Linked DNA regions of Homo sapiens: all the other regions are linked to region 1. Evidence: chromatin contacts called from ENCODE Hi-C or POLR2A ChIA-PET data. All regions are on one chromosome and are shown on one strand. Each heading gives the region's core, a stretch centred on a gene start or an enhancer-like site at or near the end of the contact. The rest is flanking DNA. Distances are from core to core; before and after follow the strand shown.

The links. A loop is a pair of places that touch in the nucleus more often than their neighbours do. ChIA-PET counts read pairs that join two places held with the same protein, here RNA polymerase II (POLR2A). Pooled maps may share reads with other maps.
Region 2: a loop to region 1 is called in a map of CD4-positive, alpha-beta T cell, with 9 times the contacts of the local background. The contact joins the promoter of MYCBP2 here to the promoter of OBI1 in region 1. A Hi-C loop is called at or near these places in 4 of 168 maps with a recorded cell type or tissue (CD4-positive, alpha-beta T cell, CD4-positive, alpha-beta memory T cell, CD8-positive, alpha-beta T cell and 1 more), 1 of 37 single-sample maps with no recorded cell type and 19 of 50 pooled maps. POLR2A ChIA-PET finds 5 or more read pairs at or near these places in 1 of 52 experiments (activated CD4-positive, alpha-beta T cell).
Region 3: a loop to region 1 is called in a pooled map, with 10 times the contacts of the local background. The contact joins the promoter of KCTD12 here to the promoter of OBI1 in region 1. A Hi-C loop is called at or near these places in 2 of 37 single-sample maps with no recorded cell type and 11 of 50 pooled maps.
Region 4: a map of B cell shows a loop between it and region 1 (12-fold over the local background). The contact joins the promoter of CLN5 here to the promoter of OBI1 in region 1. A Hi-C loop is called at or near these places in 2 of 168 maps with a recorded cell type or tissue (B cell and CD8-positive, alpha-beta T cell), 2 of 37 single-sample maps with no recorded cell type and 9 of 50 pooled maps. POLR2A ChIA-PET finds 5 or more read pairs at or near these places in 1 of 52 experiments (T-cell).
Region 5: a loop to region 1 is called in a pooled map, with 18 times the contacts of the local background. The contact joins the promoter of FBXL3 here to the promoter of OBI1 in region 1. A Hi-C loop is called at or near these places in 2 of 37 single-sample maps with no recorded cell type and 10 of 50 pooled maps.

Annotation. Positions count from the first base shown.
Region 1 is chr13:78,657,735-78,660,434 of GRCh38, reverse strand. OBI1 (ORC ubiquitin ligase 1) reads left to right here and starts at 1,280. Exons shown (of 6, transcript NM_024546.4): 1 at 1,280-1,386. The coding sequence starts at 1,315. RefSeq lists enhancers at 1,922-2,001, 1,912-2,700.
Region 2 is chr13:77,325,659-77,328,358 of GRCh38, reverse strand. MYCBP2 (MYC binding protein 2) reads left to right here and starts at 1,265. Exons shown (of 83, transcript NM_015057.5): 1 at 1,265-1,885. The coding sequence starts at 1,584. It overlaps LOC127898562, which reads left to right and starts at 1,371. Exons shown (of 1, transcript NM_001414702.1): 1 at 1,371-1,454. The coding sequence starts at 1,371. The coding sequence ends at 1,454. It overlaps LOC107984564 (a long non-coding RNA gene), which reads right to left and starts at 1,314. Exons shown (of 2, transcript XR_001749930.2): 1 at 1,224-1,314; 2 at 161-1,095. RefSeq lists an enhancer at 786-1,115 and silencers at 1,306-1,685, 1,726-1,845.
Region 3 is chr13:76,885,155-76,887,854 of GRCh38, reverse strand. It overlaps KCTD12 (potassium channel tetramerization domain containing 12), which reads left to right and starts at 1,450. Exons shown (of 1, transcript NM_138444.4): 1 at 1,450-2,700. The coding sequence starts at 1,707. The coding sequence ends at 2,684. RefSeq lists silencers at 1,223-1,652, 2,053-2,322 and an enhancer at 1,936-2,435.
Region 4 is chr13:76,990,716-76,993,415 of GRCh38, reverse strand. It overlaps CLN5 (CLN5 lysosomal BMP synthase), which reads right to left and starts at 1,335. Exons shown (of 4, transcript NM_006493.4): 1 at 1,145-1,335. The coding sequence starts at 1,317. RefSeq lists an enhancer at 1-1,030 and silencers at 1,052-1,291, 1,752-1,821, 1,912-2,001.
Region 5 is chr13:77,025,816-77,028,525 of GRCh38, reverse strand. FBXL3 (F-box and leucine rich repeat protein 3) reads left to right here and starts at 1,367. Exons shown (of 5, transcript NM_012158.4): 1 at 1,367-1,699. RefSeq lists silencers at 1,247-1,296, 1,467-1,746, 1,767-1,826.

The sequences.
Region 1 (2,700 bases), core at 31-2,530:
TGACCAACAGGGTGAAACTCCGTCTTTACTAAAAATACAAAAATTAGCCAAGCATGGTGGCGCATGACTGTAATCCCAGCTACTCGGGAGGCTGGCTGAGGCAGGCGGATGGGATCGCTTGAGCCTGGGAGGTCGCTGTGTTGGCACCTAGTGGTGACAGAGCTAGACCCTATCTCAAAAAACAAAACAAAAGTTGCCAGAAGCCATGGAGCTACCGTTTAGGTAGGAAGTTGTTGGGGGCAGGGATTTCCGCTGAAGCAGCCCAGGTCCAGAACCCCTTTCTCTTAACCATGAGGCTGCTTCTTGAAGTCATACTGCGTCTTTTTCACAAAGATTAGTAAAAGTTGTCCCGATGGTCTTGTCTTTAAATCTCTCAACTCACAGATTTTACTTGTTAGCGTAATTTATCACATCAGCTCTTCCTCGCTTCAAGTAAGTTGCAGATAAATTCCAAATTTGTTATACTGCATTTAAGATAAATTTAGGAACTTTTAGGTTTTTTTCTTTTTTGTTGGTAGGAAACGCAACTTATAACCTCACAAATTCTCCCTTGGGGTTCAACAACACAGCGGTACATTTCATATGCAACCATGCACCTGAAATGAAGACGTGAAAACGTTAATCTCCTTTTGGTGGAAAACCCAGAGAAGCCCACAGTAAAAATGTATTTTCAGGGAAAGCTGCGATTAAATGTATCAGGATCGTCTCGGACACAGATAAGGAGACAATCACTGTTTTCTTAAGTGAATTATTGTGCCCTCTGGAAGCACATTATATTGAGTGGAAAGAGAACTGACAGAGGTGGAAAGCTGTTTTGAAAAAAATTGAAACGTGTAGATAATGTCTTTTCTCTATGTTTTGATTACGCTGTGTTGGCGGATGTGTGGGGTTTAATAATTAGGCGAAAAACTCTCCATCCTTCACCCCATCCAATCCCCGAAAACAATTTGGGGATTTAAAAAATCGCCTTTCCGTATCTTCCTCTTCTGTCTCCACTATTCCGCTTTCCTTTAGATTTTCCAAGATCCTCGATACTTGTAGTAAACTACCTTCCTACACATTCGCAGGAATCTTGCAGCTCCCTAATCAGTGAATTTTCTTTCTTTCTTTCTTTCTTTCTTTTTTTTTTTTTTTTTTTTAATGAAAGGAAAACGCCTTGGAGATCGCGCGTTTCGAAAGCGCGTTTTCGTTTTCTCTCCTGGGCGGGTTATGGCCCTACCGGGGCGCCGTAGCCGGCCCGCGCGTGCCCAGTCTTGGCGAAGAGTAGCGGTAGGTCGGCGGGACTTCCGTGTTGGCGGGATTCTGAACGCTGCCATGGCTCAGACCGTGCAGAATGTTACATTGTCGCTCACTCTGCCCATCACGTGCCACATTTGCTTGGGGAAGGTAATGGGTGATTGTGGGCACAGCTACAAAACGGGGTTGGATAAGTCGCTCGCCGGGGCCGAGGGCCGTCTCGTGCGGGGGCGGGGAAGGGGCGTGAGGCGCGGAGATGGGAGAAAACGCTAACCCGCGTTCTTGATGGGAGGCCGCGTCCTGGGAGATGGGGGTAGCGCACCGTGATTAATGGATTCATCTGGGCGCCTTTCGGAGGAGGGTGACAGCGGCCCGTGGTCTGCCGGGAGGGCGGCGAGACGGCCCTGCCACCGCCCGCGGCCTCACACTGGCAAGACACCGGCCTCGAAGGAGGCCCCATCAGAAACGCATCGCAGGGATATTTAACTTCCCTCTGCAGCCTCGCGTGGCGTGTAGTGAAGCCCATTAAAACACATTTCCTGGGAGCCTCACCTCGGGCTTCTTAGTCCTCTGTAACTAGTGTTCATCCTCTGGGGCCTACGGTGCTGTGTATTGAGTCTTTTCCATTTCCAAGACCTTTTGCCTTTATCCTGGCCTTGAGGATGACCTTTGCTCTGAATTCCTAATTTGAAAAGTAAATAGTAAGTGCTCCTGGAGGGTATTAGAATAAGAGGTGTGGCTTTTAACTCCAAGAATGGGTCAGTCAGGAGATAGAATACTCTCTCTTTGTGATGCAAGAGGTGCCTAGTGTGTTTGTGAAACAAGGTAGGGAAAGTGGTTCTGAATTAGAAACGGAGCTTTGAATATTCTAATGCATTCCTCTCCTCTTTCATTTCCATTTGTGCCTCACTTTCGGTGTTTTAAAGAGCATTTCTTTACCGAATAGATAAAGAAGGGGAAAGATAAACCACCAACTTTTTTCCACCCTGAATTATTTTTACGTCTGTGGTGTGTCAGGGTGTGTGTTTACCCCCCAGCGCAGACTGAGCCGTAGACTCAGATTTGAGAAATACAAACTTCTAGAGCAAGCATTTGAGTGCCGGCCAATACGATCTGCCTGGGGTGTTTGAAGTTCTGTGTGAATTTACTGGATTCAAAAAGTAGAAGAAAGTCAGCATTGGAAGCAACTGATAATTCTGGATAGCAGTCAGAATGAAATGCCAATGAAATAGCAAATGTGCTGGGAGATCATGGATTGGGGATGGCTTGATCAATTTGGAGAGATCAAGGATGGCCTCATCGAGGATGGTGTTTGAGCTGGCATTGAGCTATTACTTACTGCCTGCACGGCTAGGGGGAGGGAAGAAGCGATGTTTCTATTTGCCACAGTCTACATTTGGCTCCTGACATAAAGTTCCTGGAAATATGTGTTAAATTCTGAGTTAATTTCCTCCAACACTGGCT
Region 2 (2,700 bases), core at 16-2,515, 1.3 Mb after region 1:
TTATCCCACTGCTAATTATCTTTAAAAAAACTAAATGAAATCCATCCATTATTTAAAGCTTCAGAAAAAAATGCATTGCTTTCAGCAACCTTCCACCCTAAAACTAGAATTAATTTACTTTCCTATTCCTTGTTGTTTGCACTTCTCAAACACTAAGGAGGATTTTTTAACATTTATTTTATTTTTTTTTAAGAGAAGGCCATCCGAAGAAGAGGCACAGATATAAGAACTAGTACATAGATGAAAGATACAGTACTGGGATGACAGAACTTATAAATTATTTTGTCAGGACTGTAAATTAGGAAACTCTTCAAATTGAGAGTCAAAGGATAAAACGTAGTAGGAATCAAAGTGCATTGGCACGTATATTTCTAGAGCATATACTTAGATGGGGTTCGTAGGTTAGCTTGGAACAAAGGACTGAGCAAATGTTACTTTTTTATAGACAACAACAAGATATGTGATGGATCTGACATTTTCAGACGCTATACAGTCTCCGTCACAATTATTGTTTCAGATCGCATTCAAGAATTATCTTTAAAAATGTAAGTTTGGGCAGAAAAAAATAAACCATTAAATGACCACTGCCAAGAGATAAAAGTGCACTCTTAGGTGAGTGAGGAGTCAATAAAAAAGAGTAATTTAAAAAATATTATTGCTCCGTTGAGAACAAGAATTTGGGAATGACTCTGGCTTGTGAATACTAGCCTATCTGTTATACTTTCACACACAAAATACTTTCACACACAAAAAAGAATGTGCTAGATTACTACCTGTCTTTGTAAGTAAAAGCTGTGTTAAACAAGCGTAAATCCTAATGACAAAAACCATATAAAATAAGATCGCTAAAGGCACTTCTAATTGGGATGGTTTTCTCTGCCTTAAACTCTGAATTAACCAGCACAATTCACAGTAAATCTTCCTGTTGGCAGCAGAGCCTTGGAGAAGAGGTAGCAGAAGAGCGTGCCACTCCTCCTCTGGCGATGGGCACGTTCCCCCTTGCTTTCTGGTCCTCGTTCTTCCACCTGGAGGGAACCTGAAGTCGAACGTCAGTAGCTGACAGCCTCCCCAGCACTTTCCTTACTCTTCTTCAAGCTGCCAGTAAAACCCGGAGAAGTGGACTACTTCAGATTCCGCACAACCCAACAGCCCCAAACCCAAAGCCCCGAGGCGGAGGGAGTGGTGGCGGAGAGGGGGTGGGGAGGAAAAGGGGCGGCAGTTACTGAGCATGTGCGAGGAGTGGCGCATGCTCTGTGAGGCCGGCAGCTTCCCATTGCGGGTAGCCCCGGCGGTGGTGGCGGTGGTAGCGGTGGTGGCGGCGGCAGTGGCGGCACCGCCTCCTCCTCACATTCCCGGGGTGGCGGGGTTAGATGAGCGGCCCCAGTAGCGGCGAGGGCGGCGCGGGGGGGAGGAGGAGAAGAAGGAGGAGGAGAAGGAGGTCGCTGTCTTTGTAGTCTCCCTGCTGCGGGAGCCAGAGGCCGCCGCCGGAGCCGTCGTCGTTGGAAAAGGGCTGTGTGTGCGCGCGCGTGTCTGCCCGCCCGGCCCGCGGGGACGAGGCGGCGGCGGCGGCGGCGGCGGCGAGGATGATGATGTGCGCAGCGACTGCCTCCCCCGCCGCCGCCTCCTCGGGGCTCGGCGGGGACGGATTCTACCCAGCCGCCACCTTCTCTTCCTCCCCGGCGCCGGGGGCGCTGTTCATGCCGGTTCCCGACGGCTCCGTGGCTGCTGCGGGGCTGGGGCTGGGGCTACCCGCCGCGGACTCCCGGGGTCACTACCAGCTGCTGCTGTCAGGCCGGGCCCTGGCCGACCGCTACCGGAGGATTTATACCGCTGCGCTCAATGACAGGGACCAGGGGGGCGGCAGCGCTGGACACCCAGCCTCCAGGTGCGTCCCCAGGGTGCCCTTCCTTGCGCCCCATGCCGCCCTTCCTTGCGCCCCATGCCGCGCGTGCACCCGCGTGTGTGTGTGCTTGCGTGTGTGTACCTGCGCATTTATTGAGCTTTCAGTCCGCTCTGGATGTCTGTTGGCAGGAGCACTTATCGAGATAGGAGGGTGCGGTGGCTGCAGTTTCTCGTGTGTGTGTGTGTGTGTGTGTGTGTGTGTGTGTGTGTGTGTGTCTGCCTGCCTATGTGGGGGGATAGTGAGGGGTGGTAGGGGAACCTGTGATGCTGGAAAAGGCGATGGTGCTGGTCGGCTGTGACACGTGTGTGTATCGTTGAGGTAGGAGGTGGCATGGGTAGAGAGGGTAAGAGGATGATACACGAAGAGAATTGCAACAGTGGCAAGGGAAGTGGCGTTTTCAGTGTCTCTGCCGCAATGTTATTTGCACGTGCCGCCTCTCCCATGACATTCCTTCCAGCCCTTTCCACCTCCCTTCAATCTGCCTTTCACCAAGAGGAGTCATGGTATAGATTGGTTGAGTTTTGGATAAGCAGGCCCGAGGGATAGGCGTGAGGTTTGCTTTAAAAAGATTTATGAATAAGGGACGCAGATGGAGATCTGTGTGGATGCGAAAGGTGTCTGATAGAGATTTTTAGAGCTGTACTTTGATAACCGGGCCTTTTGGTCTTCTAGAAATGAGGTTGCAGTTACTCTTGTGATCTGATGTCCCATCGGCCATTTCTCTTCATCCTCTGTTCGATTTCCTCTGTTACTTACAGGCTTTAGAGTAGAGAGGGTTTTGTAGGGAAAAGGGGAAA
Region 3 (2,700 bases), core at 201-2,700, 1.8 Mb after region 1:
TCTATACTTCAAACTGATGTGATAACTGCGCAGACCCCTGACCCTTTGCTTATTGGGCTACACTGAAAGCGCTTTGGAGATTATTCGCCTTTGCATTCCTCACTCCCTGGTGCCCTGCAAATAATAGCAGGTACACAAGAAACATTCAGTGACCCAATCATTTCTTGACACCCTCCTCTGCACTCTTCTCTTTTTGCAGCATTCAGGAGCTCTTACTTATTTTCATACCCAAATCAGTGATCAGATAATCACTCATAAATATGACATTTCAGAACGTGCTGGGAGCAGCGCAGACAGTGTGTAGGGAGCCATCCAGAGGCCCCACCCACCTGGGAAGCCAGGGAAAGCTTCCAGGGGGAGGGGGCGGTTCTGTGGGCTGCAGTCCGAGGGGGAAAAGCAAACGTGTAGGCAGCAGGAGTTGAGAGATGGGATCCAGACAAGGGCCTTCAGATATATAAATATCCCTTTCTGAGACTGACGGGAACTTGGACAGGGCCGAAGAGTGACCGAGGCATGCGGGAGAGAAGGGGCGCCTGGACTTTTGGAAGGATAAACATGCAGGCGCCAAAGGTGGCTTTAAAAATTACGTTAGATCTGCAACTGTTGTGAGTCTAAGGGCGCGATTCAACGAAGGCTGAATGGGACCCGGAGACCGAACGTTCCGGAGTCTTACCCCTTCACTTCGAAGTGAAGTGCCTCGAAGGCCCTGCGGGAAGAGGGAATTGCAATTAAGAGCAGATTTGAAGCTTCATCTCATTTTGTCTCTGCAGCCAGAAAATAAACTATCGTAAAGCATCCTACTGCGGGACACTGAGGTTTGCTTTTTGTTTCTAGGTTTATTTATTTATTTTCCAGGCTGGCTGCAAGGCAACTTGAACAAAATCTGGCTGCGCTCGGACTGGGGCGGCTCTTTCGTCTCTCCAGGTTTTTCGCGTCTCTCTACTTTCAGTGACACGACAACCAACGATGGCAGGCCGCAGCTGCACTGCTGGAAGCGCCCAGTTCCGCAGGCGGGAGGGCCGGAGGCGGCCACGCATTTCCACTCCCGGGGCGACAGGCTTCCGAAAGTTCACGTCCTCCTTCCAGAGTCCTTGGGTGCGGGCTGGGGCGAGAGGGGAGGGGGCGCGGTGACTGTCCCTCCAAGGAGCTGTCTTCCGAAGCCGCCAAGTCTCGGGCGGGTCCTCTTCGGAAGAGGGAGAAAGTTGGGCGGGACCACGGGGCGGGGCTGGTGGGTGGGGAGCGGGTGGGAGTCCGGGCGCCCCCAGCGCTCGCGAGCCGGGGTGGAGCCAGCAGCCCCGCGTGGCGTCCGCGTTTAAGATGCAAATCGAGTCCCCGCTCCCCACCTCCCCTCGCCCGGTAAGCGAGGCTCCGCCGCCGCCCACGCCTCCTGCGCGCCACGGCACCAGAGCAGGCGGCTCTACTTAAGCAGCGCGCGGGCCGCGACCCGGCACTCGCCTGGAGCGCGCGGGCAAGGCGGGCGGAGCGCACTGGAACTCAAGGGGGCGCACAGCGGCGCGCTCGCACCGCTCGGCTCCGCGCGGCTCTAGGAGGTGGCGGCGGTGGCGGTGGCGGCGGTGGCGGCGGCGGCGGCGGCGGGGCGCAGGGCTGAGCGAGCGTCCGGGTTCCGGGGCTCCGGGGAAGGCGGTTGCAGCTCCTGAGTGCAGCGCGGCTTCCTGCCACTGTCCCGGCCCGGCCACCTCTCTGTCATGGCTCTGGCGGACAGCACACGTGGATTACCCAACGGGGGCGGCGGCGGGGGCGGCAGTGGCTCCTCGTCGTCCTCCGCGGAGCCACCGCTCTTCCCCGACATCGTGGAGCTGAACGTGGGGGGCCAGGTGTACGTGACCCGGCGCTGCACGGTGGTGTCGGTGCCCGACTCGCTGCTCTGGCGCATGTTCACGCAGCAGCAGCCGCAGGAGCTGGCCCGGGACAGCAAAGGCCGCTTCTTTCTGGACCGGGACGGCTTCCTCTTCCGCTACATCCTGGATTACCTGCGGGACTTGCAGCTCGTGCTGCCCGACTACTTCCCCGAGCGCAGCCGGCTGCAGCGCGAGGCCGAGTACTTCGAGCTGCCAGAGCTCGTGCGCCGCCTCGGGGCGCCCCAGCAGCCCGGCCCGGGGCCGCCGCCCTCGCGGCGCGGGGTGCACAAGGAGGGCTCGCTGGGTGACGAGCTGCTGCCGCTTGGCTACTCGGAGCCCGAACAGCAGGAGGGCGCCTCTGCCGGGGCGCCGTCGCCCACGCTGGAGCTGGCTAGCCGCAGTCCGTCCGGGGGCGCGGCGGGCCCGCTGCTCACGCCGTCCCAGTCGCTGGACGGCAGCCGGCGCTCGGGCTACATCACCATCGGCTACCGCGGCTCCTACACCATCGGGCGGGACGCGCAGGCGGACGCCAAGTTCCGGCGAGTGGCGCGCATCACCGTTTGCGGAAAGACGTCGCTGGCCAAGGAGGTGTTTGGGGACACCCTGAACGAAAGCCGGGACCCCGACCGTCCCCCGGAGCGCTACACCTCGCGCTATTACCTCAAGTTCAACTTCCTGGAGCAGGCCTTCGACAAGCTGTCCGAGTCGGGCTTCCACATGGTGGCGTGCAGCTCCACGGGCACCTGCGCCTTTGCCAGCAGCACCGACCAGAGCGAGGACAAGATCTGGACCAGCTACACCGAGTACGTCTTCTGCAGGGAGTGAGCTCCCCAGACCCCCT
Region 4 (2,700 bases), core at 86-2,585, 1.7 Mb after region 1:
CTTCAACCACAAACTTCTCTTTCCACGTAGTATATCACACAAAACAAAAAAGTGTTGTAAACATTTCAGTGAGCAGAATACACTATCTAGGTTTGACAACAGCTGGCATTTTACTAGATTTAATCCTTCCAGCAAACCTATGAGGTACGTGCTACCACTATTCCTATTTTTTGACTCAGGGCATGTGGGCACAGAGATTCTGAGTAACTTTCCCAAGATCCCTGGTGATGACAGAGCCAGATTTGACCCGCAGCAGGCAGAACTCCTTCCCACTCATACTGTCATACAAAATAGCTGTTTTTTTCAGGTTTGTTGTGTGCAGTTTTAGCTGTTGATTACTTATGCTAGTAAGTTAAAATTATGTCCAATGATGCTTTTGGTTTAAAGAAAAATAGCTGTTTTCAAAAACTGCTGGTCTTTCTCCTGCCTGATGTTGACACCATGTTTTCTTTCTCTGTGTTTAGCTATCTCTGACCGCCGGAGGCTGTGTCTTCTCTGTCAAAGGCTGGAATCGACCTCCCAGGTGTGCGGGCTCTGTCCCCGACTTAGGACCGGCGTCCTACCTCCAGGCTGAAGACTGGACAAAAGCGGTGACAATCTTCCCGGTCTAACCAGGACTGCAGGAGACGGGGATTCCCGGGATGCGCGACTTTTGAGGGCAAAACTGGGAAGTCCCAATAAGGACTTCGGATCAGGTTCTGATCAGGTTCAAACCAGAGCGAGTTGGTCGCCCAGTAAATTGTACCAAATGTTCCGCGGTAATAACTAACGACAGTGCATGATATAAATAAATGCGATAGACAGTGTTTTTAAACTACTCAAGAAATCAGCTACTTGTACCCAGAAGTCCCTCCATTAAATAACATTACTCTCCTTTTCTTCTTCCACGATTCAGGACTGTCCTGAGTCTGCCGCAAGTGACCAGAGGGGACGAAAGGTCCCAGGGCTGCACGTAACGAGCGGCTGCGACTCCCCAGTCCTCAACTTTGCTCTCAAGTGCGCTCCGAGCGTCACCCGGCGCTGTCCCCGCACCATCTCGTGACCCGACACAAACCACGGTGAGCAGGGGTCCCCGCCCCAGCACCCCATCCCCCATCGTCAACGCCGACCCCAACCCCGACAGTGCGCGCGCCGCCGCACTCACTTGTAGGGCACCGGCCAGTGGCGCCGGGAGGGGATGCCCGAGACCCGGGACCAGCCCGGAACCACCGCGAGCCAAAGCAGCGCCAGGGCCCAGCACCAGGAAGCGCGTCCCCGAGCCGCGCCCGCGCCCCGCCGCATCTCGGCGCCCTGTGCCGTGTCTACCTCCTGCGCCATCAGGCTGCACCCAGTACTTCCGGAGCCTCTCGAGGCCTGCGACGCCGGTGGGAGGAGCATGCGCGGAGCCGCCAGTCCGGGACGCGGGGCGCCTTGCCCCTGCGCGTCAGCTCCAGAGCTTGGCCCCAAGCGCAGGTTCCGGCGCATGACACCTCCCCGCGCCCGGCCCGCGGCGGCTTCCACACTTTGCAGTCCAGGAAGGTGCTTTGGTCTGGCTCCCAGGAGAATTCGATCCAGACCTGGGGCGTCATCTTTTATGAATTGACCTGTCCTTGCCCAAAAGCCACCACCAAAACCAAAAATCTGTCACCGGGGCTCCTCCCAACACCGAACTTTTACCCCATCCCACAGGGCCCACGCTAGGTGTCAACAAACGTTGAGTGAACGAGAATGTGTATTTGGAGCTGAGGGTGCAGGGCTGGGGGTGCAGTGAGGAAGAAGGGACAATAGTGCGGAAATGGCTCGTCGTCACCCGACCTGGGCCAGTCATAACAGTGGTTAACACTGACAATATGTGGTCCCTGCCACTCCCCAAGTGCTTAGTGGGGAAATGACTCGTCCTCACTCGACCTGGGCCAGTGATAACAGTGGTTAACACCGACAATATGTGGTCCCTGCCACTACCCGAGTGCTGCCGAATCTACCCCCTCCCCTACCGCTCCCCTCACAGGCAGGTGTTCCTTGCTTGGATCTGTCACTTCACTGGAAAGAAGTTTCTGCATCACCTTCTCTTCTTTGACTCTTCAACTAGGTCAAGAAAACAATGGCATCAATTACCCGGCTTTTGAGGAGCCTCTTGTGGCATGCTTTGCTGTTAGGCACAAATACTGACTTAAGTCTATACGTAGTACATTCAGGGCCTTGCCATAGTCACTTGTTTTTACCAGACAGCAGTTTTGCAGGGCCTTAGACCGGGACTTTCCAATTCCTTCACTTCACCCACAACTCGTGTGAAGCATCATAATGTTTGTAAGCCTATGGGAATAAGCAAGGTGGCTTCGGTAGCCGGAGATGACCACCACAATCCATTGGAGGATATGTAGCTTGTGGGGGTGTCACTGACTTCCTTGGGCCCTCCAGGTCTCTTGATTACATATGGGACTCAGTACCCTGCCCCAAACACACACTCCTTTGCCCACTTGCTGCTCCAGGTTTGGGGGTTTTGCGGAGGTTCAGGCTGGGCTGCATTTTACCATACGTTTGTCTAAGCGTTTTGATAGCTACCTAGCTCTCCTCCGTATACTATGGCCAAATTCAAAATTACCAAGGCTAAACTGGCTTCTTCAAAGACCTGCCCAAGATAAGAGGGGGAAGCATTCTAGCCCTGAGAGCTGAAATGTAATGTCTGATTTGAAGGGCACCTGAAGGATTCCGTGGCCCCAC
Region 5 (2,710 bases), core at 118-2,617, 1.6 Mb after region 1:
GACAGGCCCTTAAAAAACACCGAACAAACAACACTGGCATTTCCCCACATTGAATTCATTTTATTATAGAAACAGTCTCACTCTCTCACCCAGACTGAAGTGCAGTGGTGACATCATAGGTCACTGTAACCTCCTACTCCTGGGCTCCAGCCATCCTCTCGATTCAGCCTCCTGAGTAGTAGCCGGGATTACACCAAGCTCGTCTGATTTTTTAAAATTATTACTCTTCTATTTTTTTGTAGAGACAAGAGTCTGGACATATTGCGCAGGCTGGTCTCCAATTCTTGACCACAAGCAACCCTTCTGCCTTGGCTTCCCAAAATGTTGGGATTACAGACATAAGCCTGTACCACTCCTGGCCTCACACTGAACTTCGACGTAACTTTATACATGGCTTCCTAGCTCAATTTCTTGAGAAAACGGGAAGAACGGAGAGCTCCCTGGGCACCACTGCTTTTCAGTGTCTTATACATGGGTCTGAGTGTTCTAAGACATCTTTGAATGGAAAACTACTTTCTCTCTTTTTTTTTGGAGGTGTAGAGAGGAATGGCGCATGATTCAACTTAATGATATTGCACCTAAGAATGTTTCTAACTGTAAGAAAACGCAGTATCAAAAAATCCAAACTTTAAAACAAGTCAACTAGGTAGCAGTTACAAAGATGCCTTGATTTACAAAAGGATTCACCAGAGGTTTTCTTTTCAGCAGCTTTGTAATCCTTTACTTTCCCCATTGCGTTTCAAAAGCTATTTACAAATTTCAGGACTCTATTTCATAAAGCAAATGTCGTTTTTAAAATGTAATAACTCTAATGATAAAAGCCACTTTAGAAATATTGGGAAATACAAATATTTGAAAAACAAAAACCATGTGCAATCCCAGCGTTAATACTCTCACTATTCTGGTACATTTCCTTGGCATCTTTTAAGCACCACTTATGCACATCGATGCGCGGGTCTTCGGAGACTGTATTTAACTCCTCGGTTTCAGGCATCCGGGGCGGCCACCCGCGGGCCGCGGTCCCCAGCAGGCTCCGGCGAGACTCCTTCCTTTCTTTTTTCTGCTCCACCTCCCTAAACCTTCCAGTTTCAGCCACAGATAGTCTCTTCCACATATAGCTAGCTTCAGCCCTCCCACATTCCATCTCAAAACAACAAAAAAAATCCCCTTCAAGCGGGAGTCACATCTCTGGCAGGAAGGCAGAGGCTCGTCCCACAGCAAGGAGACTGGGGCGGCCGCAGCGCGCGCTCCCGCTTGGGCGCGGCCCTACTCCCGCCGGGCTCCGCCCCCCCCCCGCCCCCTTCCCGCCCCCTTGGGCGGGGACGCGCCAGGGAAGCGCGCGGCCGCGAGCCCTGGGCGCCATTTTAGACTCGCTGTTTGTGGCCCAGGTGCAGGAAGCTTACGCGGTGGCAGCCGCTCGCTGAGGTAGTCTCTCGCGGCGCCGGGGATCCCTGAACACAGACAGCGCGGGACTGAGAAGGAAAGCTTCTTTCTGGGCAGCCAGAGCCGCAAAGGTGGAGCCGCGTTGGCGCCCTCCGCGGGACCAGCGCCTCGGATGCGGGCGGAGCGCGGGGGGCCGCGGCTGCGGGAGCGCGAAGCGGGGGGCCAGGGGCGCCTCATGTGAGAGCCGCGGGACCTGCAGCCGCCGCCGTCCCCGGAGCACGGGGTGGTGTGTGGGGGAAGCCGCCCCCGGCAGCAGGTAACGGCGGAGGGGCAGGGCCGAGCCCCGCTGCGACGGCGGAGCCGGGGAGGGACCGCGGACCGTCTGTGGGCGGGCCGGGGTGGGGTGGGGTGGGGGGGGGCGCGGGGGCCGGGGCGCGCGCGGGCCGCTCCTCAGGAGTGCCGGGCGGGGCGCGGGGCGCGGCACCCAGACCTTGGAGCTTGCTTGGGGGCGTTTCCCCGCCGTGCCTGCTTCCAAACATGTCAACAAGGCGTGGTGCGTGTGCGGCGGCCGCCTGCAGCCTGCCCGCGACGCCGCCGCTCCCGGGTTCGCCGCGGCTCCTGCCAGGCTTTATGACCCTTGGCGGGGGCTGGTGACAGGCACCATGGAGCTCGCACTCTGTGGGCTCTCCCGGCGTCGGCTACGCCCGTGCTGGTAGCTTGAGCAATGAGGCACTGAAATGTCAAAGCAAACTGCCCAGGGTGGGGCGCATGAGAAATGTCAGGGGAAGCCAGTCGGTGGGGAGGTGGCGCAGGGAGGAGGGGACGCCCCTGCCGCTTAGCCAGGCGAAAAACTTGGTCAACTTGTGTTGAGCGGATTCGCGTCTGCCTTTGGCGTGGGCAGTCCTTTAGGTGGGGTTGCAGACAGGGGTCAGGAAGCAGCCCAGTAAATGGTCTGTATCTCCAAGCTGAGAGGTGAGAGAGATCATTTTTATTTTGTCGTTGCTAATGATATCCAGTTGAGTGACCCAGATTTTTTAATTAGAATCCTCCTTTTCTAACTTGAAAAAAAAGTAACTTAGTTTCTGTTATCTCTGAAATATTTATAAAAATACCATCAACTATCAGTTATCTATCTATCTATATGACCTGTAGACAGATTTTCGCCACTGTGCGCTCTCTAAGCATTTAGTTGTGAGTTAACCTCTTTATAGTGTTTTATTCTTGTAGTTCAGCCAAAGAATGCATATTAGTTTGATATTAGTAAAAGCAGAACAGAAAGGAACTGTGATGCCAAAATAGGCTTTTTAGAGTTAACTACAAATGAGCA